Linked DNA regions of Homo sapiens: regions 2, 3 and 4 are each linked to region 1. The links are chromatin contacts, found by Hi-C in ENCODE. All regions are on one chromosome and are shown on one strand. Each heading gives the region's core, a stretch centred on a gene start or an enhancer-like site at or near the end of the contact. The rest is flanking DNA. Distances are from core to core; before and after follow the strand shown.

Evidence for each region. Hi-C counts contacts between places; a loop is a spot of excess contacts on that map. Pooled maps may share reads with other maps.
Region 2: a map of CD8-positive, alpha-beta T cell shows a loop between it and region 1 (20-fold over the local background). The contact joins the promoter of SEC61A1 here to the promoter of DNAJC13 in region 1. A Hi-C loop is called at or near these places in 2 of 168 maps with a recorded cell type or tissue (CD4-positive, alpha-beta memory T cell and CD8-positive, alpha-beta T cell) and 7 of 50 pooled maps.
Region 3: a loop to region 1 is called in a pooled map, with 21 times the contacts of the local background. The contact joins the promoter of STAG1 here to the promoter of DNAJC13 in region 1. A Hi-C loop is called at or near these places in 5 of 50 pooled maps.
Region 4: a loop to region 1 is called in a pooled map, with 6 times the contacts of the local background. The contact joins the promoter of PCCB here to the promoter of DNAJC13 in region 1. A Hi-C loop is called at or near these places in 6 of 50 pooled maps.

What each region holds. Positions count from the first base shown.
Region 1 is chr3:132,414,688-132,422,591 of GRCh38, reverse strand. It overlaps DNAJC13 (DnaJ heat shock protein family (Hsp40) member C13), which reads right to left and starts at 5,090. Exons shown (of 56, transcript NM_015268.4): 1 at 4,832-5,090. RefSeq lists enhancers at 4,226-4,761, 4,701-4,850 and silencers at 4,881-5,020, 5,301-5,400.
Region 2 is chr3:128,047,963-128,055,866 of GRCh38, reverse strand. It overlaps SEC61A1 (SEC61 translocon subunit alpha 1), which reads right to left and starts at 3,430. Exons shown (of 12, transcript NM_013336.4): 1 at 3,308-3,430; 2 at 2,965-3,032; 3 at 286-351; 4 at 116-194. The coding sequence starts at 3,314. It overlaps LOC102723759 (a long non-coding RNA gene), which reads left to right and starts at 3,692. Exons shown (of 4, transcript XR_007096073.1): 1 at 3,692-3,905. RefSeq lists a silencer at 3,117-3,756 and a cis regulatory region at 3,249-3,865.
Region 3 is chr3:136,748,144-136,756,047 of GRCh38, reverse strand. STAG1 (STAG1 cohesin complex component) reads left to right here and starts at 3,670. Exons shown (of 34, transcript NM_005862.3): 1 at 3,670-3,853. STAG1-DT (STAG1 divergent transcript) reads right to left here and starts at 3,377. Exons shown (of 1, transcript NR_185911.1): 1 at 208-3,377. RefSeq lists enhancers at 2,362-3,293, 3,087-3,406, 3,294-4,225 and silencers at 3,417-3,646, 3,967-4,346.
Region 4 is chr3:136,245,598-136,253,501 of GRCh38, reverse strand. It overlaps PCCB (propionyl-CoA carboxylase subunit beta), which reads right to left and starts at 3,162. Exons shown (of 15, transcript NM_000532.5): 1 at 2,944-3,162. The coding sequence starts at 3,126. RefSeq lists enhancers at 2,688-2,737, 3,368-3,427, 2,657-3,523.

The sequences.
Region 1 (7,904 bases), core at 3,841-6,340:
ACTCCACATAACAAGAAGTGTTATAAATTGGCATATGCTGGGTATGTGAACACTGCTGAAACAGAAAAAATATGTTGAAAACCACTGATTAAAATTTTGAACTAAAGTAATGGTTGGGCTAGGATGCCATCCCATCTGAGGCACTATGACTGGGAGCACTACTAGCATTTAGTGGATGAGACTAGATATTCAACATACATTACAGTCCCAAAGATAAGTACCATCCACACCATACGACTTTCAAGTGTCCAAGTGAGCCAGGTATGGTGGCTCACACCTGTAATCCCAGCATTCTGAGAGGCTGAGGTGGGAGGATTGCTTGAGCTCAGGAGTTTGAGACTAGCCTGGGCAACATAGTGAGACCTCGTCTCTACTAAAAATAATAATAATAAAAAAAAGTTAGCTGGGCATGGCGTGCCTATGGCTCCAGATACTAAGGAGGCTAAGGTGGGAGGATCGCTTGAGCCCAGGAGATCAGGGCTACAGTGAGCTATGATCGTGTCACTGCATTCCAGCCTGGGCAACAGAGTGAGGTCTGAAAAAAGAAAAAAAAAAAGGAAAAAGAAAAAAGTCCAGAAGTCCAAATGCTTAGTTGGTTAGTCATGTAGGCAAAAACCTATTTATAATGAATGAATCCCAGACTCTAATTGTTTTATATATAACTCACCAAGTACATTTTGCAGGGTTTAATATACAGAGATTTTTCCAGGAATGTGGCTGCAATGTAAATTAAGAGATTATACTTTATTAACCCTGTTCTTTTCTGACAATGCTAATAATCTCAATTGTGGTATTTGAGTCACCAATGTGACAAATCTGTAGACATCAACATTTCTGTCAAAAATCAAAATGGGCCAGGCATGGTGGCTCACACCTGTAATCCCAGCACTTTGGGAGGCCTGGGTGGGTGGATCACTTGAGGTCAGGAGTTCGAGACCAGCCTGGGCAACATGGTGAAACTCTGTCTCCTAAAAATACAGAAAAAAAAAAAAATCAGCCCAGCATGGTGGCAAGCGCCTGTAGTCCCAGCTACTCAGGAGGCTGAGGCAGAGGTTGCAGTGAGCCAAGATCGTGCCACTGCACTCCAGCCTGGGTGACAGAGCAAGATTGTCTCTCACACACACAAAAAAAATCTCAAAATGATTCCATGTAAAGATACAAGCCTCTGACACGTCCTTTGTGTATTTTGGTATAATCATACTTAACTATTTACATATTGAAATGCATATAGTCAATTCTGCTATAATGCTTTCTTGATCATGTGAATTTTAACAGGATTGGTGTATTACTGAACAATTTGAGCATAATGAAAATGTCACATTTGCTTATAGTGATTCTGTCCCAACACTAAGTGAACGCAGAAAATTGTACCCAACTGAGTCATGCAGGAATTCACAAAATACACACACACACTTCAGGTGGTCAATGAACCACATACATTCACATATATGTTACTAATTTTCCACTCCATCTTATAACTTTTTTTCCTTCTACTACTTCACAGTAATTCAGAAACTATAACTCCATCCAATGCTCACTGCATTGTTTGCTCAAACTTTTTCAAGGCAAAATGTCATTATTATAGTATTTAACATGTACAAAACAGTTCTTTTTAAGCTCCTATCTTTTTAAAAAATGTATAATGATGACTGCTCTTTCTCTTGGGAGTTTTTTTCATGGGCCTCATAATTTTTGGTTAAAAGCTGGACATGTTGTGTAGGAGTAGAGATTGAGGTAATTTTTATGACTGGAAATGAGCACGCCTGTTCTTTGTGAGGCCTTTGGTGAAGGGTTTGTGTTAATCTGGTTAGGAGTTGGACTTAGTTTATGATTTGTTTTTGCCATAGTTATCCTCAGTGTATTACAGCCTTCATGAATCTGCAGAACAGTTTGTCTCTCTGGTGGGCGATGGTTTACTAGAGCAATGCCTGTTTGATTCTTTGTGTTGTGCCTCTTTGCATAATCTTGTTCCTTTCCTAGTAGTATTTTGTGGGTTACTTGTTACTGAAAGCTTCTTAGCTTGGTGGCAGGGGGTTGGGGGTGGGGGATACAGTCTGATGTTCTGATTAAGTCTAAGTCAAACACTGTGTTCCTGAATCTCAGGAGGGCAGCACTCTCGGTTCTGTTGACCACTCCCGACTGCAGTTTTGGGCTCAGGGCCCCTCCTCCAGGCATAAGATTCTCTCCCACTTCTCATCTACCCCCTGAATGTTCACCAATGGGGCCAACAGAGATACCCTTCTCCCCAGAGATTAAAGCTTTTTTCCATAGAAGAGGCAGAGGGGAAGAATCACAGCAGTTTCTTGACCCTCTTAAAAGTTCTGTTGCTGTTCCTCTCCCTCTCAATCTGCACAGCAGACTCACCCAGGGTTCTTTCCAGTCTTTTCTAGTAGACCCAGGGAGGTTTGTGGATAAGAGTTTGCAAGATTGTGCATTCAGCTTTCATCATGCTTTTTGTCCAGTTGTGTCTGAAGACGGTAAACAGAAATTGACATCTACTCTCTGTAAGCACTGTCTCTCAAATTTTCAGCCAGTGGTTTTGCTCTGTGGACTCAGCTCTTTAATAGATTTCAAAAAAGTCATGAATTTGTAGTGTAGGTCTTTTTTTGTTGCAGAAGTGAGAGCAAAGCTTCTTTTTTTGTCTCAGGGCCAAAGCCAGAGGTAGTTACATTATTTATAAACTAAAGATAGCAAAGAAGGTGTTACTAATTATTTTTTATAAAAAGGGAGCCTTTATTGGGTCTAATAAAGTTGAGAAACACTGACTCAAGGAACTCTTTCAAAATATTAATAACTCCCCTTTAACTACTGCCATGTTTTACAGTGAACATTTAGGCCAAAACCTATTTGTAGCAACCAAATTTGTGCTGCAGTTTATCTGCACAGCCTTGTTTCAATTACTAATTTAAAGTACCTCAATCAGAAGCAGGGGAAAGGTATGTGTAGCAGAAACCTCATATTCACCTGTGTAAACAGAACTGGTTGAGGAATGAAGCCAAATTAGTTAAAACACATCTTTTCAATTTCAACCCTAATTTGGGACCTATTGAGAACCGGACTCCACTATCAACCTTTTAACAAATTTAATAAAGCCAGTATTGTTACAGTCCACCTGGGCAAGGCAACCATCTTCTATTTATTTGTGGATAAAGTTAAATTATTCCAAACAATTCATTCACTTATTAATATTTTATTTTTTAGCTTAAGTATTTTGTTTACAACTAAGCTTGTTAACAATATATAACATTAATATATTTTAGACTATTTATTACTACCACTTTAGAAAAAGAGGAATATTCATTGCCTCTCAGTGGAATACAAATGCTGATATTTTCCATGAACTGAACTCTAGCCTTAAGGTTCTTTACATTCTTATTTCTTAATAATCCTCTGACTCCTCTTTTCCTCCCTTAATATGTTCTACTTCCTGTTTTCAAACAAGGAGTATAATGTAATAATTTCTACACAAGGACGTGTGTTGCCTGAATGCATTGTGATACTAACAGCACAAGCCAAGTCTGAGATATAGTAGCTTAAAAAGCGTTTCACATTACACAAAATGTGAACAAGGTTTTACGTTATATGATAGATAAGCCAATAAAGTACTTTCCAAAAATCAAAGAACTGTGTTCTGGATACCGAATTTCTGACAAGTGGTTTCTATAAATTTATTTTTTTAAGGCAAATTCTGTTTCATACTCCCATAAACTCAAAGTACTGGTAATATATTATAAAACCTTATCACTGTAATTTTCCCTGCAGGCAGTAGTTTCAAACCTAGAAACCTATCAAGTCCATAAACTGAGAAAGAAAATATAGTAAGAAAGAATTACTGGGGGCAGGTTCTGAACTTCTACTTTTTTCCCCAAGACACTGTATTACAAAAGGCTCAACATAACTGTACACTATAAAGCCCTTCATAGAGGACGCAACAGCATCAGGTACAGAACCTCCTTTTTGAGGGAAATCAGAATAACGTAAAAGGGAAAAGCAGAGGGAAAATGAGAAATAATTACTTTGGGAGACCACCGCCACATTAGGGTGAAATCTTTACTTTTTTCCCCCCTCTAAGCAACGGACACAGGAAACAATCTTAAGACAAACGTGGTTAACGGAACACGCTACAAAAGGAGAAAATTTAAGGGAAGGCACTCTTAAACATAGTTAAGTATCAAGTGATTAACAGCCACTTCACTGAGCGTCTAAGTCCTACTTTACCCACTCCAAAGGCCACATTCAAAGATAAAATCACAGCAGCGGAGGAAAGGCCACGTGAATAAGCTGCCTTGCAGGAAGGAAAAGCCTTAGGGGAGAAAATGATTTTAGAAAAAGTACTGGAGAACAGACGACGCGGATGCTCATTTCCTAACAAAACGAAACAAAGCAAAGAAAGTCAGTCTGCAGGACTTGTTCGGAAGGAGGGTCGCTGACCCAAGGAAACAAGAGTTGCCGGCATCCAGCAGGAAGGGTGCTCAGACTAGGAGACTGGAAGGGAATCCCGAGGGCGGAACCCACAAGGGAATGAAGAGCCTGTGGGGTAAGGATATGTTAAGGCGAGTGGAGGAGCGTACTAGGTATAAAACAAGCAAAAAAAAGGGGTGGGGCTGGACAGGGCAGCGCCCTGAGCTAATGTCACTCAAAGCCGGGGGGGCGTCCAACGAAAGGAACCAGACCAGCAGCCTGGGGGAAGGGTAATCTGCTTCCTTAGCAGCTGCAGGCTGCAGCAGCCAAGACCACCCCGTTTTCCCTGCCCTGAGCCCCACAAAGTCCCCACGGCGTGGGAAGGGAGTAAGGCAGAGCCCCAGAGCCCAGTGCCCGGAGTCGGCTTTACCTTCGCGGGAGGCTGGAGAGGCTCCAGCCCTAGCTCCTCCCGCCGCCGGCTCAGCTTCCAGAGTGGGATGAGGCGCCCTCCGGCCTCCTCACCCTCACCACTTCCCCTTTCCCCCGCCGGGGCCCTGCAGCTCCGCTGCCGCGGGTTCCTGGTGCCGCCGCGGCGCTGCCTCCCCGCCCCCTCCGCCTCCTCCCTCTGCCTCTCAGAGTTTCACTCTGGAGGCCGCCATCTTCGCTCAGGCTTTGAGCGAGCGCGCTCTAATACGCCTGCGTCGCCACCGCCCAGGCTGTCACGAGACCCAGTCAGCTGATTTCAACTCTTCCGTCTTCTGCCCCGCCCTCCCCGTCCTCCCCGTCCCGATCGTTCTTTCCCTGAAATTCTGCTTTCCTCCGGCCAGCCCCCAGCAGCTACACATGCGCAGAGTAACGACACCGGCCGTGGGATTTGGATTCCACGCAGCGCGTCAGGGGGCTGGCGCCTCGGTGGGTGCTGAAAAGGACACGCCCCTGGGCGCGCGCGGGTGCCCATGACCACGCCCCTCCGGCGGGTGCCCATGACCACGCCCCTCCGGCGTGTGCCTTAGGGCCGCGCCCCTCCGCTTATGTCCTGCGGAGAGTAGGGTCGCAACCCGGTACTTAAGCTTTAAGTCCGAGGAAATCTTGTTTTAAATCACCTCTTTTTAGCTCTTGCCGTCAAGTGCCATGGAGCATCTGCGAGGCAGTCTGAAGCCTCAGCCTATCTCCTGGTTTGGCTGGATTGGGAGCCAGCAGGTTCATTTACTATTGAGACGTCCTGAACGACAGCAGAGCAGGGTTTAAGTTATGGATGCTCTGGAAGGTCTCAGAGACCAAATTCTCAGAGACGCCTAAGGCATTTGCAGGTGGGAATGCTGGAAAGATAGTTCTGGTAGCCCCATTTATTGTGTCCGGATCAAGTGTTTAGAAGTTTACTTAAAGCTGCTTAATCTTCAACTCTCTGAGATACGAATCATCCTCGTTTTGCAGATAAGTTGAGGCCCAGCCTCAGAGTAGTGGATTTCATGTTTGCACCCAAGTAATTTGAACCCAGAACCTGTGCCCTCTAGATAACCATCTTCCTGAACCTCACCTGAGAGGGAAGTCAGGGCAGTGAAAAGAGGGGATATTGGGACTAAAGGATTCGGCTAGAAATTATGTGTTATCTGTGGGCAATGGTTTAAATAAGAAAGGTCAATGTCCACTCCCAGATCTGAGCCGTAAAGACCACAGTTTAAAAATTAGTGATTAAAAAAAAAATAGTGATTCTGCTGCAGACTTCAGAGTAGAGGCAGTGTAGGGTGACCTGCATGGATACATTATTGTATAAGGGTTAAAGGTCTCTGATAAGGAGTTGAATACTCATTCTTCATGGCAGTCCTGAAATTGTGATTTCTTGGCGTCCCCTTCAGCAAGTTGGCTCATTTTATAGACAGCGATTGCAGGATGAAAAAATGTGGAAAAATGGTTTTTACAGACTTTACCTCTTGATTCTATTAACCCTTTGCCCTACCTTAGGGCGGAAAAAGACTATTTGTGTTTATCCTTAGACTTTTCTGTAATGCAGCAGTAAGATAAGGTGCATGTAAGGGAAGGTACTAGGAATAGCTGGGTGTGGGAAGACAGAACCCGAAATAGAGTAGGAAGGGAGGAGGAGGAAAAAGAAACAGGAGGGCTGTGTTAAGGGGCCTTATTGGCTTATCCCATGGAAACAGAAACGTGTTTATGTGGTTACAAAGCCTTCCAGTAATCCCAAAAGTAAATGTGGGGTATATTATTTCGATTTTAGAGAAGCAGCAGACCCAGAGAGTCCAGGAGACTTGCTAAAGGTGACCTAACTCCTAAAGGTTGAGCCAAGATTAAGACACAGGGCCTGCCTGTAACATCAAGGCCAGTGAACTGTTCAACCTCCACACTGCCTCTCTGTTCAATATTTGAGACCAATAAAATCAATTCTCGTGTTGAGAGGAGCCTTAGGCATCATGAATTGTCCCCATCCTCTGTAGTGCAAAATTGCCTCACAAGACATCTTTTTCCATTGCATTTTTATAAGCCATTTTCCTTGTATTCAGCCAACTTGCACTCTCTTCTATGAGTAGTTATTTTGTCTTTGTTTCTTGCTCTTTTCTTCTTGTATGTGACATTCATTTAAGCACTTATCAGTACAGCTTATCACCCTTTCCCACTCCCTCTCCCGTGCATATCCTTCTAACTACCCCTGCTACAGATACTCATTTTAAGAAACCATATTCAAAGTACTTTCAACCATTGTTCACAAGATGTAGTTTCAAGCCTTTTCACAACCACTGGTTGCTTTTAATTGGATCCATACAATTGGATCCTTCTTAAAATGCCACAACAAAATACAAGAGTCAGGGAGAGTAGGACTTGTCTCTTCTTTCCCTATTAGGTTAAATCAGTTGGATCCTTTCCCCACCCAACTCTTTTTTAAGAGTGACAAATGCACACTTCTTTTTCTGGATTTGTCTTTTTATTCATAATTAAAGTTTGCACTAGCGTTTCTGACACTTTCATAGTGCAGATGTATCAAATTTACAATCTAAATTATGTGATGTACACTTAAAATATTTCACAGCTTTTTAAAAAATACATTTCACAGCCTTTTAGGCACCAATAGCCTTTATCAGTCTCCAAAGTTAGCATACAAGGCTGGAGTGATCTAAGACTTTAGAGAGCCCACAAGAATGTCAAACACTTGCTTATCTAATTCCCATTGCTGCTAAATTGACCTTCCTAATTATATCAATGCCCAGATCCAAAGTAAATCCTTAAGAACTCATACCACTCAACAATGCTTGAACTATGTTTTCAGTACAGTAGCCACTAGCCCTATGTGGCTACTGAACACAGAATAAAAATTAAAATTGTTACAAAAAAATGTAAAATGTTGCATTAGCAATTTTTATATTGATTACACGTGTTAAAAGAAAAAAATATTTAGGCCGGGCACGGTGGCTCACGCCTGTAGTCCCAGCACTTTGGGAGGCTGAGGCGGGTGGATCACCTGAGGTCAGGAGTTTGAGACCAGCTTGGCCAAC
Region 2 (7,904 bases), core at 2,181-4,680, 4.4 Mb after region 1:
CTCTATTTTCCAAGTCACTCTCTAAGTTCCATATAAAGCCAAAGCCTATTAATTTAACTAAGTGAAGCTAGGTAAGCCTACACTCTACAGAGAAAAGACAGAGCCAGAGTCCTACCTCTGTTAGAGGCTAGAATCACTCTCATCCAATAGAAAGGGTCAGCTGAATCTGAAGACATGATCCCAAACAGGGGAATCTGGGAACAGGCAAAGAGCAAAACAGTCAGCACTCCTGTTTCCAGCCACTCTTATCCCCCTCCCCAATACGAAATACAAGCCTGAGCTTACCTGGCAGCACACTAAGAAGATAAAGAGGGTGATAGCGGTCCACAGCACTTTCTCCTTAAACTGAATCTAGAGTAGGAGAGAATGAATTGAAGCAGGGAGTTACTTTGAAAAGCAAATTAATAAAAATGGACTCCAATCAGACCCCTTTCTCTAAAAATGGACTCCAACCAGACTCTTTTCTCTGTTCAGCAGAGAAGCCAAACCATGTACCAAACATAAGTACCATGTACTGCGTAACTTCCTCTGCACAGAGCACAATGCAAGGACCTACAGGCATCACCCCAGCTCACCTCACACCACAGAGCATTACCTTTATTTTACAACTGAGCCTTAGAAGAGCTAAATAATTTGTACCAAACCCCAATGCTAAAGTGAGTTTGAGTCCCAAACTGTGCTTTTAACCATTAGCATTAACAGTTAAGACTCAAGAACAAAGAATGTCACAATAGAACATGACTTGTAAAACACACGAGCAACCACTTTTCATTTGAGTTTCAGTCACAAAACCTTGTTATTCTAGAGTCAAGTAATTTGGAATTGCTCAATAGTGTATTTTCTATGAATTAAGGGTAAAACAGTGTAATAAACCATATTGGGGAAGGGCAGGAGAGTTGCATGTTTAACCTACTAGTAACATTTGTTTAAGGATTTTCACATCTTCTCAGGTACATAGGTTGCATAGGTGACAAGAATCACTGTAAAGATGACTATTAAGTATTAAGTATCATTAGAAAACCTCCCACCCAAAACCTCTGTCACTAAAGAGTAGAGTGGGAACTCTTCCAGGTTTTCTGCCTCTGAAACTGAGTGTCTTCACTAATACCTGCTGCCTACACTACATTAATGGCTTTAGAGGGCTTAACAAACATTAATTATTGTACAGACGGAAGATTCTGAGGTTGAAATACCTTGTGAGAGACTGACAGTATTAAGTGACAAAACTGTGTTCTTTAAAAACACTTCTAGGCAGGCACTGAGTCAGCATTCCTGGCCCTCTGGCCAGAACTGGAGTCACAGTCCTCTAACTATACATGCAGGCAAAGTAGGACACAGTCATACGGCCACACAACAGTGGGTGAATCAGTGTTCAGATACTCCATCCAAAGCTGGGGGCATTCACAGGACTCTTCTTCTCTTGAGAATGGTCCTCTTCCCACCTACCATCCCACCACACTAAGAAATTAGAAAGTGGCCAAGAGAAGGCAACGCCATTTCAGAGTAACCTGTCTGAAATGAATCTTGATGGGAAACAAAGAGCAGACAATTTTTTCAAAACTCCCTTTCTAATCACCAAGTCCTCTCTCCTGGTTACAATCAAATTTAACATCAAAACCCCAAAAGCTCTTTATCCAAGTCCTGTCTCCTCTGCTTCTTAGTAGCCCCTAAATCCATTCTTGCTCAGTACCACAGTTCATCCTCTGATGTGAAAAGCCTCTAAACCAACTCTAGTCCTCTCCTTTTCTTCCAAAGTGACATTCTCATGTCTGGCCCTTGTTATTCATCTCCTAATGTTCCCCACCTACAATTATGTTCTATCAATAGCAACTACATCTAATAACCTCCCATCCAAACATGCTACACTCTTGTCACCAATGCCTTTGCAAACTATATACTCCTTTTATTTGGAATTCCTTTCCGTCCCTTCAAGGAGACTTCTATTTCTCCTTCAAAACCACCATAAGACATCATGTCTCCCAGAGTTAATCCCTTCCTGAGCCACTGCTATACCTTGCACGTATTTCCCTTGTTCCGTCTACCACACTGAGTTACAAGGCCAAGGTCACATAGCTATTAAGGTGCTATGTAAAGGGTGGGACCTAGGCTTGCCTGCCTCCAGAGCCATGCCCCTTCGCTACACTGGAATTGAGGGGGTAAAGCTTTACAAATTCGTCCATTAAAAGCAGCACATGGGCATTTATATGAAACTATTTTACGTAAAAAAATGAAAGTGGATTCCAAGCACCCAAGTGTCCATGTGAATGCTTTAACAACAGTTTGAAAAATAATGTGAGGACACAAACATTTTATTCCCCACTCTCTAACCTAGGAACCTAATGAAACTTTTTTTCGTTGACAGCTGTAGTTACACTGGCAACACTCACTCCACACAATTTCTGATTCAGCACAGCTCTAAATTTAATCTTTCCTTGTTTTAATACACCGTCTGTGAAAAGCAGCAGACTTCACAAAAGAATAGCCTTTATTCCCCCTATTGTGACAGCCTACATAAAAGGTACAAAATCATTTGTAAATACTAAAGTGACAGCCCTTCCCTTTAGCAGCTGGATACAAAGGGCATCTCCTGGGAAAAAAAACCAACCCGTGATCTGCTCCCGTTGGAGGTGAAAAAGGGAGGGTAACTCAATCTGCTATCCTAACTGAGGCCTTATTCATTCATGGCCCGGATCCATTTTTGGGACAGGGCAACCGGAGGCTTTGTTCTCGGAGCAACATCCACCAAAGATGCTCCAAATAAAGCACAGTGATTTCAGTGGAAATTTCCACACAACCAGGTCACCTTTCGACAGCTCTCCGGAATAACAGAGCACAACTACACTCCAAGGGAAGAGAAGGGAGAGTTTCCATTGCCGTGCTGAAGCCATTTTTAATCATACTGTAAACTTCCAGAGTCCAGACAGTTTCCTGAAACCTTCTTTGTTGGCGATTTGGGGTACTTACCTTCCTCTCTGGCTTCTGAATTTCCGGCAGGATGACACAGAAGGGCTTGATGACTTCCAGAAATTTGACTTTGATGGGAGAAACAAAACAGGAAGAGTTGGGACACAGAGAAGTAACCTTCCGCGCTACCCAGGGACGCCTTCTGCCCACGACGAGTGAGAGCAGGGGCCAGGGGAGCCGGCCGCACCCCGGACGCGTGGGGATACTCGAGAAGGGCCGGGGGCACGGGCCGCGTTCTGCAGGGGGCCGGTCAGGGTTGGCCGGCGGGCGCCCGACCGCACGGGTGTGGGGAAGGGGGATCTGTTCCGTCCCGGCCTCAATAGGGCTTCCCTACAGGACTCACTTGCCATGGCGGCGGCTGCTCGGGCTCCGGGTCCCGCTTCAGCTCAGCTCTGCTCCGCGTGAGGCGACGCTGCCCGCGGCCCAGCGCGTTCCACTGCACAGCAGCTCCGCCGAGAGACACGTCAGTGCTAGCCCGGCGGCAAGCGGCGCGGCGCGGCGCGGGGCGGGGCCGGGGCCGGGCCTCGGATCGCTTCCGCTTCCTGCCACGCGCGCCCGCCGGCCGCCGCGCTTCGCCGCGCCGCGCCGCTTCGCCGAGACCTCAAGCCCCGGCATGCAGCGGGGCTCCTGGGGCCTGTCGGGAAGGGGCCTGGCGCGCGGGGCCCGCCGGGACTGGGGGTGTGCGGCTGCGCAGACTTGGTAACGCGAGAGCGCGCGGGGAGGGTGTGTCACGCCTCCCGAGACTGGGGCTGTGCGGCCTCACGGAGAAACTGAGGCAGGCGCGAAGCGTCGAGTGCGCGCGTGGCCCTGCAGGCAGGCGGAGACCCTGGTGGCTCCCATACACGTAACAGCACTCACTGCTCTTTGACGTTAGTGAATAGACCGTAAGCTCCCTGGAGCAGGGACCTTATCCCAGCGTCTACCGCGGCGCCCGTCACCTAGTAGGTCTCCGTCATTACCTGCTGAGTAGGGCGCGGGCTGGTGGGGCTTACCGAGCACCCTCGCTGTCTGAGTCATTAAGCAAACCCGGAGGCTTGTCGTGGGTGTGGGTCCCCTTCCATCTGAGAACGAATGGGATGAGTTTCTGGAGAGACTTGGCCGGAGAAGGGCCGGGGCAGCTCGGGAAGTAGTCTGCCTCACAGAAGAATTCAGGAAGGCCTCCTGGGAGAGTACCTTTGTGCCGAGCCTTGATAGATTCTGGCGAGAAGGAATGAGGGAACAGGTTGAGGAGACTGTTGTGGGCAAAGCATGGCGGTGTGATTGCCTAAGATCGGTGTGGGAAAGGGGGATAACGGGTAGGGCAAGGGATGCTGGGGCTGGGGGTTGGAATTTACTTTCAGGCATCTGTAGTCAGTAGGTATGATGTCATCTAAGAGAAACAGACTTAATGCTGTGAGCATTTAGCAGGGAGGAGGTGGGCACGCCTTGTGGGATCAGGCAAGGTTTCATGGAGCTAAACCTTGACCAGGACAGGTAGAAGTTGAGGGTACATATGTGGCAAGATGCTTTTTTGCTTTTAATTTAGGTGTCAACTATTTGGATTTTTCCATTCTCACCCATTTCTAGCAGATAATCAGGTTTTGTACATTCTTGGCTCAGAAAGTTGGACAGGACAGGAAGTCTTTTTTGGAATACAAACCCACTGGTGGAAAATTCAAAGGACTACTGGGAACAGGCAGGTAACTTCAGTGAAGTGGTCTAGGTGTGACATCACTTGATATCCATCCCCCACCAAAAAGGGGAAAAAGAAGACATTGACTCTTTATTCAGAGTCTGAAATGCAACCCATCTTCACTTCCAGGACCCACTGATGATCTCTTCTGGAGTTTTGGCCTGAAGCTAAAACTGGCAGCCCCTGGACTAAGTTCAGCATATAGACTAGATCCGATATTTAGCCATTATGCACCCTGCACCATATTGATGGTTAAAATGTTGAAATATTTCGAGGGTAAATAGTATAGTAATTACAATAAATATTACAATTAGTTAATAGAAATTTTAATATAAACTCATTGGTTTGTGCTAATAGTTGTAGGATGTCAGTACCATTGATAACAGGCCTCCTGTTGTTTCCACATTATGACACAATCTGGCCTGTGTCACTGCAGGGACTGCAGCCAAGTTACGTGTGTTAAATCACTGATTGCTTTAGGAGAATCACTAGTTTAAAATATTTTTATTGGACTGGGTGCAGTGGCTCACACCAGTAATCCCAGCACTTCGGGAGGCCAAGGCAAGAGGATCACTTGAGCCCAGGAGTGCAAGACCAGCCTGGGCAACATGGCAAAACCCTGTCTCTAGAAAAAAATACAGAAAAAAATTAGCTAGGCATGGTGGCGCATGCCTGTAGTCCCAGCTACTGGAAAGGCTGAGGTGGGAGGATCCCTTGAGCCTGGGAGGTCGAGGCTGCAGTGAGCTGAGATCTCACCACTGCACTTCAGCCTGGGTGACGACAGAGTGAGACTCTGTCTCAAAAAATAATAAAATATTTCTATTGTAAGCACATACATTAATTCTTCGGAAAATAGGTATGCAGTGTTTTATATTTATACATTTAAGATTTTATTATAGGATATTAGAAACATCCACCTAGAATGAAAGAGACCACAAAAATCTGGATGAATTTTCAATACTTTTAAGTATGATAAATGTAAATCTTGATATCTGCAGAAGAATAAACAAGAAATTTGTAATAATAATGAATCCCCGCCTGGAACTTCTTTTGATACTGTTTAAGAATCAGCACAAAATAAAATTTATAATTTATAAGATAAACTTTATTACATAAAATCTATAGTTTTGTAGTGAAAAAATAATTTTTTTCAACCAAAAATTTGACATTGCTAGTGACAGAAATGTTGGGTACTGAGTGCTCAGAAGTTCTATTGTTAAAAGATCAAAGTGTTAAACATATATTCATCAGAATGCTCTTAAAGCTTGTGCAAGTGAAGAAAAATTGTGATTATCGATGAGAAAAGAACTTAAAAGAATATAATCAGTTTCATAAATTAAGTATTTGAAAACTTAGAACTCCCAAAAAGGTTATCAGAGTGAGGATAAAGCAATCAAAAAGATTTAGGGCCAAGCTTGGTGGCTCATGAAATCCCAGCACTTTGGGAAGCCAAGGTGGGCAGATCACTTGAGGCCAGGAGTTCGAGACCAGCCTGGCCAACATGGTGAAATCTCGCCTCTACTAAAAATAAAAAATTAGCTGAGCATGGTGGTGCGTGCCTGTAGTCCCAACTACTCAGGAGGCTGAGACATGAGAATGGCTAGAACCCTGGGGGGTGGAGGTTGCAGTAAACCGAGATCTCATCACTGCACTCCAGCCTGGGCAACAGAGCGAGACTCTGTCTCAAAAAAAAAAAAAAAAAAAAAAAAAGATTTAGAAGGTACTGTCAGAATTTTTAGCACTATTATATAGTTAAGTATAATTGAGCATTTCACACACATTTACTAGAACTTCAAAAGGATTAATATTGATATGAACACGCCATTGTATTCTGGACCCACCTGTTAAAAACCAGATGTACCCAAATGAGAAAACAGCTTTTTGAAAAATATGTAAATCAAAGAGGTGTATTTAAAATCATCATCTAAGAAGCTTCATTTTTTTATGTGAATGTGTTTTAATAATTAAAATGCAAATTTAAAGGTTTTTGAATATAATGGTTTTTGTTGATCTTATGACACTGGGAAACATTTAGTACACTGTATTGTCTTTATTATGAGTACACAAGAAAGAATTACATTTGAGATATAGTTCCATAAAGATGTAATTGGAATATTGTACCAAATAAGAAAATTGTCATTGGATTTTATACAAAAAATGCTAATGTAATTCTAGAGAGAGTATGGAGTTTCAGCCAAAAGTTTAGGAAAAATGTGGATGTTTTAATTTGGCACTAAATTATCAAATTTAATTTTGGATAAACCAATACAAGTCAGGGAACTCATGCTTTTCTTGATAAACTATATTTACTACCACACACCAAGTAGCAGAAATAACTACATTAAGTAATGCAAATTGAACCTTGATGGACAAGCCTGCAGTGCTAGATCTGCAAAAGCAATGTGGAAGTCGGTAAGTTCTGCATTCAAATGCTCTACCCCTGAGCTATATACCCGCTGTGGTGGAAGTCAGTAAGTTCTGTATGTTCACTGTAATGGAAACAAATGCAGTGGCTGTTTGAAAAATATATTTTAAAGAGTTTGGGCCTTAATAAATGATATTTTAATGGAGATGTCAGTATTTAGAGTTTTTTTGTTTTGTTTTGAGATGAAGTCTCGCTCTGTTGCCCAGGCTGGAGTGCAGTGGCGCGATCTCAGCTCACTGCAACCTCCATCTCCTGAGTTTAAGTGATTCTCCTGCCTCAGCCTTCCAAGTAGCTGGAATTACAGGCGTGCGCCACCACACCTGGCTAATTTTTGTATTTTTAGTAGAGATGGAGTTTTGCCATGTTGGCCAGGCTGGTCTCAAACTTCTGACCTCAAGTGATCTGCCCACTTCTGCCTCCCAAAGTGCTGGGATTATAGGCGTGAGCCACCGTGCCCAGCAGTATTTATTTTAGCTTTATAAGAAAACATATTTTAGCTATTAGAGCTGACATTATTTCAATAAACTGTAAAGCAGTTGGACATATGTAAACAAAGGGAAGTTTGAAACAAGTGGAAGTTATTATGGATAAGAAAAAATAGGTATCCTGTTTGAAAAAAAAAGTGAAGTATCAATTCCAAGAGAAAAATTATTGGCTTTTCTAATAAATCAATGTATTTGGTGACAAAAGTGAAAAATGTAATAAACTTTTAAGCCCTTTCAATTTTTTGAATCTTGAAATAAAGCCCCCTGGTTTGTGAAGCTCCGTGAATTGAGAGTGAACAGAACATAGTGAATAAGCCAGTAAGTTAAAAGATATTTCAATAAGTGATTTGTGTGACTT
Region 3 (7,904 bases), core at 2,421-4,920, 4.3 Mb before region 1:
GAGACCAGCCCGGGCAACGTGGTGAAACCCCGTCTCTACTAAAAATATAAAATTAGTTGGGCGTGGTGGAGTATGCCTGTAATCCCAGCTAGTCTGGAGCCTGAGGCAGGAGAATCGCTTGAACCTGGAGGCCGCGGTGAGCCAAGATCGCGCCATTGCACTCCAGCCTGGGCAACAAGATCAAAACTCTGTCCAGGGAGGGTGGGGGTGGGGAAGAATTTCTTAAAAGCAGCCTCTGCTTTTATGTGTAATTCTGTAACAAAGTCAACATGTTATGGGACCTTTATTACTTTATCTTACCAGATAGGTAAAGGATGAATAAATCTGCCCTTCACTTACATTTATGATTAATCAGACAGGTCAGCTAGTGTGAATAATTTCTAATGAAATAGAGAAAAAAATGAAAAAATATCAAGGCATGCCTTGAATGTCATTAACTATTTTAGATGATATCTTTTAAGCCATAGGAATCACAGAACGCTTTTGTGTAGGTATAACAATGTTGCATTTTAAAAAGAGAAGTGAAGCAGGAGTGGGGAGTAGAGGGAAGGTGGGTCAATGGCACCTACTTCTGGACCTAGCAAGGCTGAGGTGTGAGAATCACTTGAGCCCAAGTCAGAGGTTGCAGTGAGCTATGACTGCACCACTGCCCTCCAGCCTGGGCAACACGGCAAGACCCTGTCTCAAAAACAAACAAACAAACACAAACAAAAGGGAGGTGAATGAAGGGAGAGGTGTTTACAAGGCTAGTGCAATAGTTTTGGTGTAAGGCAATGGGAGGGGAGAAGGGTTTGAATAAGGATGGCAGCAGTAGAAAAAAAAGCAAGCCATCTGAATGAGGTATGGTGGGACTTAGGCTTTTTTGAAAGAAAATAATCAAGTCTGGCCCTACAATTTAGAGCCTAGGCTGCTATGTAATTATTTATAAACAATTTATAAAATTGATTATAAAAATGACTTATAATCAATTATTAAGTGTGAGGGCAAAATACAATTTTAGATTTCTATAAACTTAGAAAGTTGATTACCCATGCCCTCAGAGTTAAAAAAATGCTAAAAACTTCTTAGTAAGATTAAAAACAATAAATGTAATAATGCTGATGGCATTTCTATAATATATTAAATAGTTTAAATATTAAATAGTTAAATAGTTTAACACTCGTAACAACCCTATGAGATTGGTACTGTTGCTATTTCCATTTTGCAGTTGAGGAAATTGAGACAGAAAGAGATTTGTCTAAGGTTACAAAGCTTTCCAGAGCAGTCTGGTTTCACAGTTCATGTTCTTAATCACTACACTAGCTGAAATTACAATGTTAGGATAAATTAGGAAATTCAAATAAGAGAGATGAATTATTTTAAGTGTTTGAGCTGCAGCTTTCTGGCAAGTAGCTGAACACGAGGAAACTCAGTTAAGGAAAAATCAAGAACAGACTAATTTTGGGAGACCTAAGAGAAGGCATGTAGTAGAGAACAGATTGAAGAAAGAGGAGGTGCTAGCAAAGAAATCAGAAGACCAGCAAACTAGGTAGGTGTAGATCCGGGGAAGTGTCTTAAAAGAAAGGGAAAAAGGGTTTCAAGTAGGGGATGGGGATTGGTGAAAACCGTAACTGTTTCTTTTGAGAATGTGTCAATGAAAGGAACGTTGATAGCATAGCAACTGGAGGGAGTAACATCACTGAATTAAAAAAAAAAAAAAGACAAAAGAAACTTTTTTTTTTTGAGACAGAGTCTCACTCTTATCGCCCAAGCTGGAGTGCAGTGGCGTGATCTCGGCTCACTGCAACCTTCACCTCCCGGGTTCGAGAGATTCTCCTGCCTCAGCCTCCCGAGTAGCTGGCATTACAGGCGCACACCAGCACGCCTGGCTGTTTGTATTTTTAGTAGAGACAGGGTTTCACCATGTTGGCCAGGGTAGTCTCGAACTCCTGACCTCATGTTATCTGCCCGCCTCTGCCTCACAACGTGCTGGTATTACAGGTGTGAGCCACCGCACCCAGCCAAGACAACAGAAACTTCTGAGAAACAGAAAGGAAGAAGACAGTGGATAAGAACATATTTACATTATAAGGCGCTAGGAAAGTAGTGGTGGAAGGAGAAGGTGGGAAGGGATGGCATAGTTTCAGGCAGAGGGAGTGGCTTTGGAGAGAAGGGTTCTGGGTTAATTTGGTTAGAAGTTTTGGGATCACGAACAGGAGGTGGTCACAGATATTTTATAATGGAGGCAAGGTCAAACCGGAATTGGAGTCCCATAGCTCTGAGCCCAGGAAACTGGATGAATTTATCTATTAGTATGGACTGGGACTGGCATCTTTAACAACATGGAAAGCTTGAAACAGTCTTTGTGGAAAATAGGAGATCAGCCAGAGATTAGAAGAAAACGCAAGAAAATTATAAGTAGGAGTCCAGTCACGAATTCATATCCAATCTGGTCAGTTATGACTTCCTCCAGCGAAAAGCCACACATCTTGCAAACCCTTGAGAGAGAAAACACAAATAGGGGTAACCTACTGGAGACAGGCCCTTAAGACTATAAAGTAGTTGAGCGATTCCATACTGAAATAGAGTTGGCTATAGCGATAGAGAAGTTAGTCATATATGGGGCTAATGATCCAGGAGAGTAAGGATTCACTTTTGTGGTGAAAAGTTGTAAGCAGGTGAAAGGTAGGGATCCATGGCCACGGACGGGCAGGTGGAGATCAGGGAAGAGGCGACGTTAAACATAAATAGTTTGTTAATGATTTCACCTTACTGATTATTTCTCTTTTGGCATCTAGAAGGCTAAGATTCTCATGTGTATTTCAGAGCTACTGAAAGTAGTCCTAGGTTGTGGAGGGAGAAATCCACTTTCACAGCTGAGTCTATCTTCTCAGTCTAGTTATATTCTCCTCTCACAAACTAGCCAATGCTGCCGCCTTATGCAAAGCCGACACCACGGAAAGATGTGCTTTACAGAGGCAGGATGACGCCAATCGGCCTAGGGCCGGCGGTGTTTCGTCTAGATTAATGGCGAGGGAAGTCCCCAATAGTCCTTTTGAAACCTTTTCACTCTTGCCTGGTGAAAGCGCTTGTCAGCCGTAAATCGCGAATACAATGCTAAGCTCTGAGGCCCTTGCTAAATCCAAGTAGGAGCAGGGATCTGCGCGGCCTCACCCTCGGGTTTCCGCAGGGCGTCTCGAGAGCTGCGGATGGGGGCAGCAGGAGCCGGGCGGGAACAGAGGAAAGCGCCGGCCCTGAGACCTAGGGAGGAGCCTCGGTGAAGGAACCCGGGGCGGGTTCCTGCCTAGATCTCCAAGAAGCTCCAAAAATGGCGGGCGGCAACTCGGCGAGCCGGACGCGCAGGCGCCACCGTGGCCGTCCTTCCGCCAGCCGCGGGCGGCCCAAGAACCGTCCACAGCGCCCTTATCCAGAAGCCTACGCCTCTCGCGATTGGCTGAACTGCGCGAGCGCTCCGTGTGGGGGCGGGGCCGCCACGCAGCGGCCACGTTTCCCGCCCCGCTGGTGCGCGTGCGCGCAATCCCCACTGGAAAGCGTTTGCGCGCGCCCCTGCCGCGGCCCCTAGCTCGCGCCTCAGCTCCCTCCCCTTTCCGGGCAGGCCCGTCCCGTCAGCAAGGCAGTGAGCACCGCGGCCAGCAGAGGGCGGTCCGGACCCAAGTCTGCAGCGGCGCCATTGGCGTGTGGAAAATGCCACCAGATGGCGGGTTAGGATTGCAGCTCCGTTGAAGGCGCGGCCCCCGCTCCCGAACCCCCGGCGACCACCCCGTAACAACCCCCCCACATCGGGAATAACACACCGGAGACTTTTGGGGGGAAACTAGGTCGATGGTCGGCGGCGCCCGGATGGGCAGCTGAGGTGAGTGCGGGCGGCGGCGACGGCGGCGGGGGGCGGGAAAGAGGGGGAATGCGGCGGCAGCGGCGCGGGGGCTGGAAGCGCCGATCCAAGATGGAGGCCGGGCGAGAGCGAGAGAGCGCGAGCGGCGAGCGGGCGGGCCGGGCGCGGGCCCCGTGCGGGGGAGGGAGGCCGCGCGGGCCTGTGCGGGGTGCGGCGGTCGTGGGCCGTCCGAGTGCCCGGAGAGACGTCTGTGGGCGCGGTGGGCACCCCGGCGTCTTCGTCGCTTGCCACCCCTCCCGCGGGCACCAAAAATTTTGCCCCCGCCCGCCCGGGCACTACGGCGACAGGCGCGGAAGCCTTTGTGGCGCGCTCGGGCCCGCCGCCAAGCCCGCCCTCCGCCCCCCCCCGCCCGGGCTCTCGGGAGTCGCCCGCGCCCAGCGGGGCCGGGCCGACGCGGGCTGGCGCGAATGCCTTCCGCCGCCTGCCGACCTGCGTTTCTGCGGTGTTTTAGCGGCGGCGGCGTCACATGACAACGAGTTCATTTCAGCGGAGGGGCCTGGGGGGTCGCTCGGCGGGGCGGCTGGCCCAGGCTTCTTGTTGGCGGGGTGGGGCAGCGGGGTGGCGGCTGGGGGAGATGCATCAATGCTGGGCTTTCCAGCTATCTGCCCTCTCAGCCCCCGACGGGGGCCTCCTTGTGAAACGTGTCCAGGCCTAAGCACTGCCCCGCTAGTTTGCCAGTCCCCTGAGAGACGAGGCCAATAAAAGTTGTTTTCCCTCCTTTCTCGAGGTGGGGGCGGGGTGGGAAACTAGAGTGCTTGGAGTTGGACCTGAGCCCCGTTTGCAGGGTCCGAACTGGGTTCTTCTTGTATGGTATGGGTACTAAGAAATTTTCAGGTTTTAGGATTGTCACGTCACCCCCATCTACCCACATTTGAAATGTTATCTGTCGATTCTCTTCACATTGCAGGGAATCGTGCTCCGGGAGTATAAGTCATAGGATAGTTTTGGACACTTACAGACAAAAAAAAAACAAAAAAAAAAAACGCAATTTGTCATAAAAAAAAATTATTTGCTGTTAAAGTTGGTGTTAAGATGGATAGAGTTTATTCTCGTGATTCTGACTAGAAAGACTTGCATCTTCGCAAAAATAGTGTTTACTTGAGAAAGTATCTGAATTGGCACAAAGTTGTGTGATTTGTAACTTATCTGGAATTTGAATGACTCTACATTTTAGTTTTCCTCGTGTTTTAAGAAAATTGCACATTCCGATGGTGAAGCACTTAGGGAAATATACAGAAGAGTGAAAATAAAAATAACTTGTTTATTGTATGGTAATGTAACGTACCTTGTTCTAATATTCATAATGTATGAGGAATTCAGACTGAAAAATTTTAACCAAGTAGGGAAATATGGAATGGAAAGAAGCAGAAATGTTATTTCCTTGCTTTTGATGATTAAGAATACTTATAAGACAAATTGTTACCCAAATAAAGTTGTAGAAGATCTACAGGTGTTTTGCCACGCATTTTCCTTTACATATTTAAAACGTACTTCGAGTAAACTAAATTAATTCAAGTGATCTACCAGTGGTCATTTTCACAAACGAACTGCTTTTGAGTGGAAATTTTTCTGTATCCACTTCAGTTTCGATGTTCTGATAAGGCTAAGGAATATTTAAATAGATGCAAAATATGGAAGTTTGTTGTGTTACTAGGATTGCCTCCTTTGAAGAGACTAATAAAATGACTGTAGATTTGATTGGCTCTTTTAAAGCCTTAAAGGCACTATGGTGTAGGGGAGAAGGAGTGGGTCCTGGACCGAAGTTACTTTGAACGTCCCCTGGGTTTGTGGTGTTCAGGGTGTTACCTTTGAGCCTTACTTTCTTTATCTCTAAAAATGGGGAGCTGGGCCCAGTGGTGCACTCCTGTAGTTCCAGCTACTCTGTAGTGAGGCAGGAGGAACCCTTAAACCCAGGAGTTTGAGGCTTACCTGGGCAACATACAAGACTCCATCTCTTTAAAAAAATAAAATAAAATGGGGATAGTATCTTACGGTGATTGTGTAACAAGATGTCTGTGAAAAACACACATTTAATTGCTGTAACTTAAAATTTACAGAATTTTGTACAGTTTTAATCTTTTTTTCCTTGATTCTGACTCTGTGTATGTTCATAATCTCAGTGCTGTGAGAAGAAATAATGTACTCTGGGAAAGATACGTTCTTGTTTCCCCTTTTATTTGTTGTTTTGTCCTGTATCTTTATATCTTTATTTAGGGGGGTATATTAGTTTCTTTCTTTTTTTTTTTAATGCATAACAAATTTCACACTTAACAGATTAACAATTATTTCAGCTTCCATAGGTCAGAAGTTTGGGGAGGTATAGCTGAGCATCTCAGGCTAAAATCAGGGTGTCAGCTGTGATTGCAGTGCATATCTGAGGCTTAGAGTTGTTTTTCTTTTTTTTTTTTTTTGAGATGGAGTCTCATTCTGTCACCAGGCTGGAGTGCAGTGGTGTGATCTCGGCTCACTGCAACCTCCGCCTCCTGGGTTCAAGCGATTCTCCTGCCTCAGCCTCGCAAGTAGCTGGGTCTACAAGTGCGTGCCACCATGCCCACCTAATTTTTATATTTTTAGTGGAGACGGGGTTTCACCACGTTGGCCAGGATGGTCTCCATCTCTTCACCTCGTGATCTGCCCACCTCAGCCTACCAAAATGCTGGGATTACAGTTGTGAGCCACTGTGCCCGGCCAGAGTTGTCTTTCAAGGTCACTACTTGTTGGCACAATTAATTTCCTTGTGATAGTGTGACTGAAGTCCCCATCTTCTTGTTAGCTGTTGGCCAAGGACTGCTCTCAGATCCTTGCCGTGTGGCCACATAGTTCACAACATGGCTGTTAGCTTTTATCCATGCTAGCAGGAGTCAGTCTCCCTATTTCCTGTGTGTCTGACCTCTGACTCCCCCCTTTAAGGTCTTTTTTAAAAGCTCACCAGCTAAGCTCTGAGGCCCTTGTGGTAAACTTAACTGATTAAGGGCCTTAATTACATATGCAAACATATATTTTGTCATATAATCACCGTAATGATATCCCGTTATATCTACAGGTCTCTCCCACACTCAAGGGGAGGGCATGATACAAGGGTGTGGGTTAGTGGAGGCTTTTAAGAATTTTGCCTGCCGTAGGAAAAGAAGTATCTTCACATTTACCTCTTCAGATTCCGGACATACAAGGAGAGGACCTAGGCAGAGCAGTAACCCCACTTGATCAGCTTACTCTTACTTATATTGCCTTTTCCTCACCTTTTTTCCTTTCCCGTTTCCTGGTACCTTAGTTTACATGCCTTCCTCTATGAAATAATTTTATTGCATTGAGAGGAAATTAAAAATAAAAACGAAAATTTAAAACGTTATAAAGAAGGGAGGCAATGGGAGAAGGGAGTTTGTATAATTATTTTTTCTTTCATTTCTGCCACTAAGAACACCTTTTTAAAAAATTTAAAAAAATTACTATTATTGGCCTGGTACAGTGGCTGACACCTGTAATCCCAGCACTTTGGGAGGCCGAGGTGGGTGGATCACCTGAGGTCAGGAGTTTCAGACCAGCTTGGCCGTGGCCGACATGGTGAAACCCTGTCTATACTAAAAATACAAAAATTAGCCAGGCGTGGTAGCACTTGCCTGTAATCCTACTACTCAGGAGGCCGAGGCAGGAGAATTGCTTGAACCTGGGAGGCGGAGCTTGCAGTGAGCTGGGATCACGCCACTGCACTCCAGCCTGGGTGACAGAGTGAGACCCCGTCTCAGGAAAAAAAAAAAAATTTATTATTTTTTGAGTGTGCCCCGACCAGAGTGCAATGGCATGATCTAGGCTCACTGCAACCTCCACCGCCTGGGTTCAGGCGATTCGCGTGCCTCAGCCTCCCGAGTAGCTGGGACTGTAGGCATGTGCCAGTACACCTAGCTAATTTTTTATATATTTGGTAGAGACAGTGTTTCACCTTGTTGGCCAGGCTGGTCTCTTGACCTGAAACTCTTGACCTGAAACCGTCTGTCCACCTTGGCCTCCCAAAGTG
Region 4 (7,904 bases), core at 1,913-4,412, 3.8 Mb before region 1:
AACGCAGGAGAATCACTTGAACCTGGGAAGCAGAGGTTGTAGTGAGCCACGATCACTCCACCGCACTCCAGCCTGAGCAACAAGGTGAGACCCTGTCTTAAGAAAAAAAAAGAGGCCATGTGCAGTGGCTCACGCCTGTAATCCCAACACTTTGGGAGGCCGAGGCAGACGGATCACGAGGTCAGGAGATCGAGACCATCCTGGCTAACATGGTGAAACCCCGTCTATACTAAAACTCCAAAATTATAGCCAGGTGTGGTGGTGGGCACCCGTAGTCCCAGCTACTCAGGAGGCTGAGGCAGGAGAACGGCATGAACCCGGGAGGCGGAGCTTGCAGTGAGCCAAGACCGCGCCACTGCACTCCAGCCTGGGTGACAGAGCAAGACTCTATCTTAAAAAAAAAAAAAAAAAAAAAAAAACCTCCATTGCTTGGACTCCCAAGCTCTCAACCCGAGGCAAATACCCTAGCCTACTGTCCTATCCCCCCCTCCCCGAAAAAAACAAAAACAAACAAAAAATACCTCAAATTGGCTATTATTTTCCCCTTAGGAAAGTAGCCAAAGCTGGTGAGGTTGCATTTAAAAAAAAAAAAACAAAACAAAAAACAGGCAATCCTATACACTGTCATGTAAAGTAGAGTAAGTTTTCAGGAAACCAATTTGGCAACATATATACAGATTTTTAAAATATATTTATACTGACCAGGCACTGCGGCTCACACCTGTAATCCCAGCACTTTGGAAGGCCAAGGTGGGAGGACTGCTTGAGCCCAGGAGTTGAGACCAGCCTGGGCAACAAAGCGAGACCCTGTCTCTACCAAAAAAAAAAAAAAAAAAAAATTAGCTGGGTAGGAGGCTGAAGTGGAAGGATCACTGGAGCCCAGAAGGTCAAGGATGCAGTGAGCCATGATTACACCACTGCCCTCCAGCCTGGGTGACAGAGTAAGACCCTGTCTCAAGGAAAAAAAAAAAAAAATTCTGTCATCCCAGCACTTTGGGAGGCAGACGCGGGTGGATCACCTGAGGTCAGGAGTTCAAGACCAGCCTGGCCAACATGGTGAAACTCCATCTCTACTAAAAATACAAAAATTAGCCAGATGTGGTGACACATACCTGTAACCCCAGGTACTCTGGAGGCTGAGGCAGGAGAATTGCTTGAAGCTGGGAAGCAGAAGTTGCAGTGAGCTGCTGCACTCTAGCCTGGGCAACAGAGTGAACTCTGTCTCAAAAAAAATAAATAAACTTACACCCTTTGACCCACTAATTCCTCTTCTGGGAAAATCTACGGAAATGGTCAAAAATTGTTTTAAAAGGGGTGCAGGGCCGGGTGCAGTGGCTCACACCCATAATCCCAACACTTTGGGACGCCAAGGTGGGTGAATCACTTGAGGTCAGGCGTACAAGACCGGCCTGGCCAACATGGTGAAACCCTGTCTCTGCTAAAAATACAAAAAAAAAGTTGCCAGGCATGGTCGTGGGCACCTGTAATCCCAGCTACTTGGGAGGCTGAGGCAGGAGAATAGCTTGAACCTGGGAGGCAGAGGTTGCAATGAGCCAAGATCGCACCATGGCACTCCAGCCTGGGCAACAAGAGCAAAACTCCGTATCAAAACATAAAAATAAAAAGGGGTGCAGGAGGGGGTTCATATTAAATCAGCCTCCTAAGTTAACTTTGGCAAAAGAAAAACAGCTTCTGGAGGCTTCATCTAAACCTAGTAGGATCTACCTGGGAAAGGGCTAGGCGATGTTCCAGGGAAGAATTGAGCAATAGGCCCCAACAGAAAGAGTGTACAGGAGCACTGACAGGCCTTTCCAGAGGATGATCTAACATCTCCCTCAGCCCTAACAGAGTAGGTTAGAAGTAGCCCCAGGGGAGAGAAAGCACTCCTAGCACCACAAACCATCACTAAATTTACATTTCACTCTCAAGTGTCAAAAGGAACTGTTACCTTTGGACCCTTGTCAAATGCGAATTTATGACATCTGAATCAATATTAGACAAATATAGAGCTGTTCAAATCTCCTCACTTTAAGACCCCATCCCTCCCCCAGTGCCTCCCTCATGGTTGTGAGTTGTGCCTGAATACTCTTCATCTGTAAGAGTTTCACTTCTGCACCTTCCCGTTGGTTAATTCGTTCAGCACAACGGTCCAGACTCACCCACCAGTCACGGACACACTGGGCAAGCCTGGTTTCAAGTCAGGGATCACCTCTCCAAAATGGGCCGCCCAGCTTATCTCTGAAGGCCAGCTGGATTCTCGCCTCAAAACCCAGGCGGTGGGTGGCAGTGTTTCAACTGCTCAGTCCAGCCAAACATCGAGAGTAGCCTGCGCACTCCCAGAAAGGCCACCTGCTTCCGACACGTGCCTTTGCTACCCATCAAGGCGAGGCATGCTAAGGCCCTAAAGAGCTCGACCAGGCATTCTGCGGGCAGAAGTTCCACAAGTTCCTGCACGCGCACATCCCCCATTTCATGTTAGTGGAGTATGCCCAAGTTCAGTTTTCCTGCTTCCACAAAGGAGAAAGAACCTACCATCACTCTTTCATGGGGCACGAGAATAAGCACATGGTTTTTACTGAGCGCCTATCATTTTGCTATCTATGGTCTAACGATACACTTGTGAAGGAAGAATTATTATTAAAATGACCCACAGAGATTTAATAAGTTGCCCAAAAGCTTATGTTAAGTGTTGAGCTGGCTAGAGACGAGCCAGATCCGTCTAAATCCCAAGGGTTAAACAGTATGAAAAAGCACACAGGTGCTTCTGCTGGTTATACCCGCCTCCACGAGAAACGCTACAGGTTTTCAAGGTGAACACCCTTGCTCCGGCCCCTCCAGGCACCGTGCGGATTGGCAGGGAGGCCTCGGACGCCGCAAGCCGGGCACGCAGTGATAGGTCGCGGACGCCAGGGGCGGGACTCACTTAGGCCCCTCAGGACTCACTCGCTTGTGCTGCGCGTCAATACGGCGTTGGCCCCCTCCCAGCAGCGCGGTCCGGCGCTTGTTTTCGATGCGTTCGTTAACAGAGGTGGCCTGGCTGCAAAGGCTGCGGACCGCGGCGCGGAGACCGCTCGCCAGAACGCTGAGCCTTGCCCCGACCGCCGCCACCCGTAATGCCGCCGCCATTTTTGCTGTGCCGGCGCGTCCCCTACCGGCGCACCTGAGTACGCATGTGCTAAAGCGTGGGTACGGCGCTTGCGCAGCATCGGCTGGCTGTAGGGAGCCGCGGGGGCTGGACTACAGAACCTGCTTGGGAGTAAGGCGTGAGAGTTCGAGACCCGGTGCTGCCCGAGGAGGGTCGCGCAGAGAAAAAGTACAGGGCCTGCCTGGCTGCACAAAAAAGGGACATAGTCCTTGCTCTTCTCTGACCACCTAGACCCTTAACTTTGTCGTCCCACTTCCTACAGAAAATGATTATAAGATTTAACCAACATTTATTAAGCATTGTGCCAGGTGTTGCTTTTTGCACTTACCATGCACTAGCTTACTATCTGGATTTCACAGATGAGGTAAATCAAGCACAGAGAGATGAGTGATTTGATCAAGAGGCAAGACTGAGGCCGAGGTAGGTGAGCCCAGGAGCCCAAGACCAGCCTGAGCAATATAGTAAGACCCCACCTCTACAAAAAAATTAAAAATTAGCTGGGCATGGCGGCTTGCACCTGTGACCCCAGCTACTCGGGAGGCTAAGGCGGCAGGATGGCTTGGCCCAGGAAGTCGAGGCTGCAGTGAGCCGTGATTGCATCACTGCACTCCAGCCTGGGCAAAACCCTGTCTCAAAAAAAAAAAAAAAAAAAAGCCAAGACTGACAATGTGGTTGGCCAGGATTCAAACTCAGAGACCTATCATTAATATGTGCCAGATAATGAGCACAGGACCCTTAACCTCTAATCAGTAGTTCTCAAAGTATGGATCCCATTAAAGAAAAAACTATTCATGACACTTAATTATTCATGTTTAAGAATGGTAAGGCAAACTTTATTCAGGCCCAATCTGACAGAGGTAGGGATAGAGTTTTGCCATAAGTCAGAGCGATTGGGCTGAATATAGCAAAGTGGTAATTTATAGCTAAGGGGCAGTGTGTGGAAGTCAGTGGATGGAAAATTACTAAGAGGAAACATTGGCGGGGAATCTGGCTAAATTGACCTAACAGGATTCCTGCCCAAGGCAGGTCAGGGTAACTGAACATCACCTGGGGGATGGTGGCGGTATGGGTCAAAACCAGATATGGAGAGTAATCAGATATCAAGAATGGAGGATTCTGGCTAAACTGACTTGGCAAGTTTCTTGCTAAAATGGAATTCCACAAGGAATGACATGGGAGCCCACACTCAGGCCTAGTCAAAGAGAGAGCTCAGAAGAGCCTGACCAATGTTTGATCAAGGAGGGAATCTTGTCAATCCAGCAACTTCAGTATCACCTGGGAGTGAGTTGGAAATGCAAGCTCGAATTCTCAGAACTTACTCCAGACCTTTAAATCAGAAACTCTGGGGCTGGGGCCAGCCATCTGTTTTAGCAGATGACCTTTAGGTGATTCTGATCTGCTTGCTAAAGTTTAAGAACCACTGCTCTAGGAATTTGGAATTGTACTGTTGAGAGCTTGACCATCTGTTTCTCCCACTAACAGGCAGGTCTTCAAGACAAAGAACATGGTTTATATTTCTCATTTTTAGCCACAGAAAACTGCTAAAGTTGATCATGAGCCCTTCCCAGATCCAGCTCATAGCCAGGGCCTTCATAAAGTACAAATTCTGACCTATGACCTTAATGTTAATGCAATTCAACTCAGAAAACATTTTTGAGCACCTACCATGTGCCAAGAACTAAACATCAGTACTGATTGCATTTCCTGGAGTAGTAACAGTTCATCTAGATAGAGAGGGCAGCTTAGAGGCCAAAGCCTCTTGGCTAGGCAAAGCCCACCTGTATCTGTATAACTCCGTAATGGGTACTCTTGACCTTGCATTTGGGTCCTTGCTTTAAAGACTTTACCAACCTAGAGAGGCAGATGGACAACCTAGAGAGGCAGATTGCCTTGGGAGCACAAGAGAGAATTTGAGTAAGGCTGAGTGTGTTGAGGAGAGTTTCTCCAAGAAAGCATCCATATGCCAGGGAACAGAAGCAGTGTGAGCAAAGGCCTGGCATGTTCAGATTCACATACACAGACACACACACATACTTTGTTGTGTTCCCAGCTTTTGGGGAAATGGTGGTAAATGAGACTGGAAAGTGAGAATGGCATTAGATTGTGAAGAGTTTTTTCATGTTCAGAAATTGGGACTTGCTTTTGGCCTGGGGGCAGTTGGACTCCCTTGTCCCACAGTGCCTTGTAGGTTCCTTACATAAAGCACATCTCACACTGTGTTAAGATTGTTTAGCTGTCTTCCTAGACAGACTCTCCAGCCAAAGGTCAGGGACTGCAGCTGATTTGCTCACCACTGTGGTCCCAGCACCTGGAACAAGGCCCAACGCAGAGAAGGCCTTTAGAATGTATTTGTGAAATTGAATCGAGCTAGCAAATAGGCAATTGCATGTGAGTCCAGAGGTTTTCGCCCCCTCCTCTATGTCTTTTCAGGCTCTGAAACCTGCTCAGGTATCATCTCCTCCATGCAGTCTATCCTGATCCTCAGAAGCAAGGAAGTTTTTCTTATTTAACTTTAGATAACCAGTGCTTAGTAGAAAACCCAACACAGGGAGGCTCACTGAACCTAACTGCTTCCTCCAGCTAGTCCTCTCTCCCTCCACTTCTTTCTCACTGTCCTAATGCCCTGCCTATGGGCACTCCATAGTTCTATAGATCTGTAATGTTATTCCTCAGACCTCACATGCAAGCTCCAGCTTGGGGCAGGTGGGTGGGGGTAGGAGGAAGTTGGAGGTAGGAGGCAATTATCCAGTAATTGCCCTTTAATACCACTATGCTCCAGGCTGCTTTCCTGTCCTTAGTCCCCCCGCTGGTGGCTGTGTTTGAGTTTTTTTCTCCATTGTGAGACAGGAGTCACCCTGATCTTTTAGTTTTCTCACTTTCTGAGACAGTAGAGCTGAAAATTTGGAGTCAACACCTGGGTACAAATCTTGCTTCTGCCCTGACTTCCTGGATAACACAGGGTCATTCACCTAAGGATCTCAGTTTCCTCTGTAAAAGTGGAGAGGGGGTGATCTGTGAAACCCTTGTGTTCTGAGTTTGTTACCCATGACATAATAACAAGAGCCCAGTCATTGGTGTTAGACTGTCCTGAGGTTAGTTCCAACTCTGCCAGTTACCTCTGTGTGACTTGGACAACTTGGCCTCAGTTTCCTCTTCTGTAAAATTGGAATAATAATAGTTCTACCTCAGAGTTGTAAGGTTTATTTTTATTTATTTATTTATTTATTTTTGAGACAGGGTCTTGCTCTGTCACTCAGGCTGGAGTGCAGTGGCTCAATCTTGGCTCACTGCAACCTCCCCATCCCAGGTTAAAGCGATTCTCCTGCCTCAGCCTCCCAAGTAGCTGGGATTACAGGCGTGTGCCACCACGCCCGGCTAATTTTTTTGTATTTTTTGGTAGAGATGGAGTTTTACCATGTTGGCCAGGCTTGCCTTGAACTCCTGATCTCAAGTGATCCGCCTGCCTCAGCCTCCCAAAGTGCTGGGATTACAGATGTGAGCCACCATACCTGGCCAAGTTATAAGGTTTAAATGTAAGCAGCTAACATAATGCCTAGCAAATGTGAAGTACTCTTTAAGTGTTACCTAATAGATTACCAGTAGTATCCTGAGATAGTCTTATTTACCAGAAATTTTCATGAGTTCTCCTTAAAGTGAAGGACAGTGATACATTTCAGAGTATTTGTTCACTTCCTTCCACAAGGAGTGAGGATGGATGGGGGACAGTGAGGTGCCAACATTTTCTGGCCATTCTAGGCCAGTCAGTTACAACTTTCAGCAAAGATGAGTGCAATGGTAGGAAGGAGGAAATGGAAGAGGTCACAATTTAGTCTGGGTCTTCAGAGAAGCAATTGCCAAGAGGGGAATTAACATGCAAGAAATCAATTAAGGGGGCCAGGTGCAGTGGTTCACTCCTGTAATCCCAGCACTTTGAGAGGCCAAGGCAGGGGGATCACCTGAGGTCAGGAGTTCAAGACCAGCCTGGCCAAGATGGTGAAACCCCATCTCTACTAAAAAGAAAAATTAGCCAGGCATGGTGGCGCACGCCTATAATCCCAGCTACTCGGGAGACTGAGGCAGGACAATCACTTGAACCTGAGAGGTGGAGTTTGCAGTGAACCGAGATCACGCCACTGCACTCCAGCCTGGGCGACAGAGCAAGACTCCATCTCAAAAGAAAGAAAGAAAGAAAGAAATCAGTTAGAGGAACCACCTGTGAGAAAAAGTGGGGAGACAGTGGGAGAAGCTGGGAGGCCCATGAGATTGCAATGCAAATCTGACCTCCAGTCAGGAAGAGAGGGAAGGAAGGAAGGTGGGTGGGAGCTTCTCAGAATACCGTGCAGTTTTAAGGAAAGTTCAGCAAGGTTGTTGGGGAGTACAGGAGCCAAAGTATTTTTGCCGCAGCTATGCTGGGAGCAGCCCGTGGAAGGTGTAACCTCAGTGCAAATTTCAGCAGTGAATTTCAGAGCAACAGCTGGGGCTCTCAGTTACTATGTTCAGTACAGTCCAGGTGTCTTCTCACAATAGAGTTTGGGGTGGTTAGGAGTAAAGGGAGTGAGAGAGAGGAAATTTGTGAGAATAGCTGTCATCCATGTGGAGAGAAGAGATTTTAAAGATTTTTTTTTATTTTTTGAGACAGGGTCTCACTCTGTCACCCAGGCTGGAGCGGATTGGCAGGATCACAGCTCACTGCAGCCTTGAACTCCTGGGCTCAGGTGATCCTCCCCACTCAGCCTCCTGAGTAGCTGGGACTACAGGT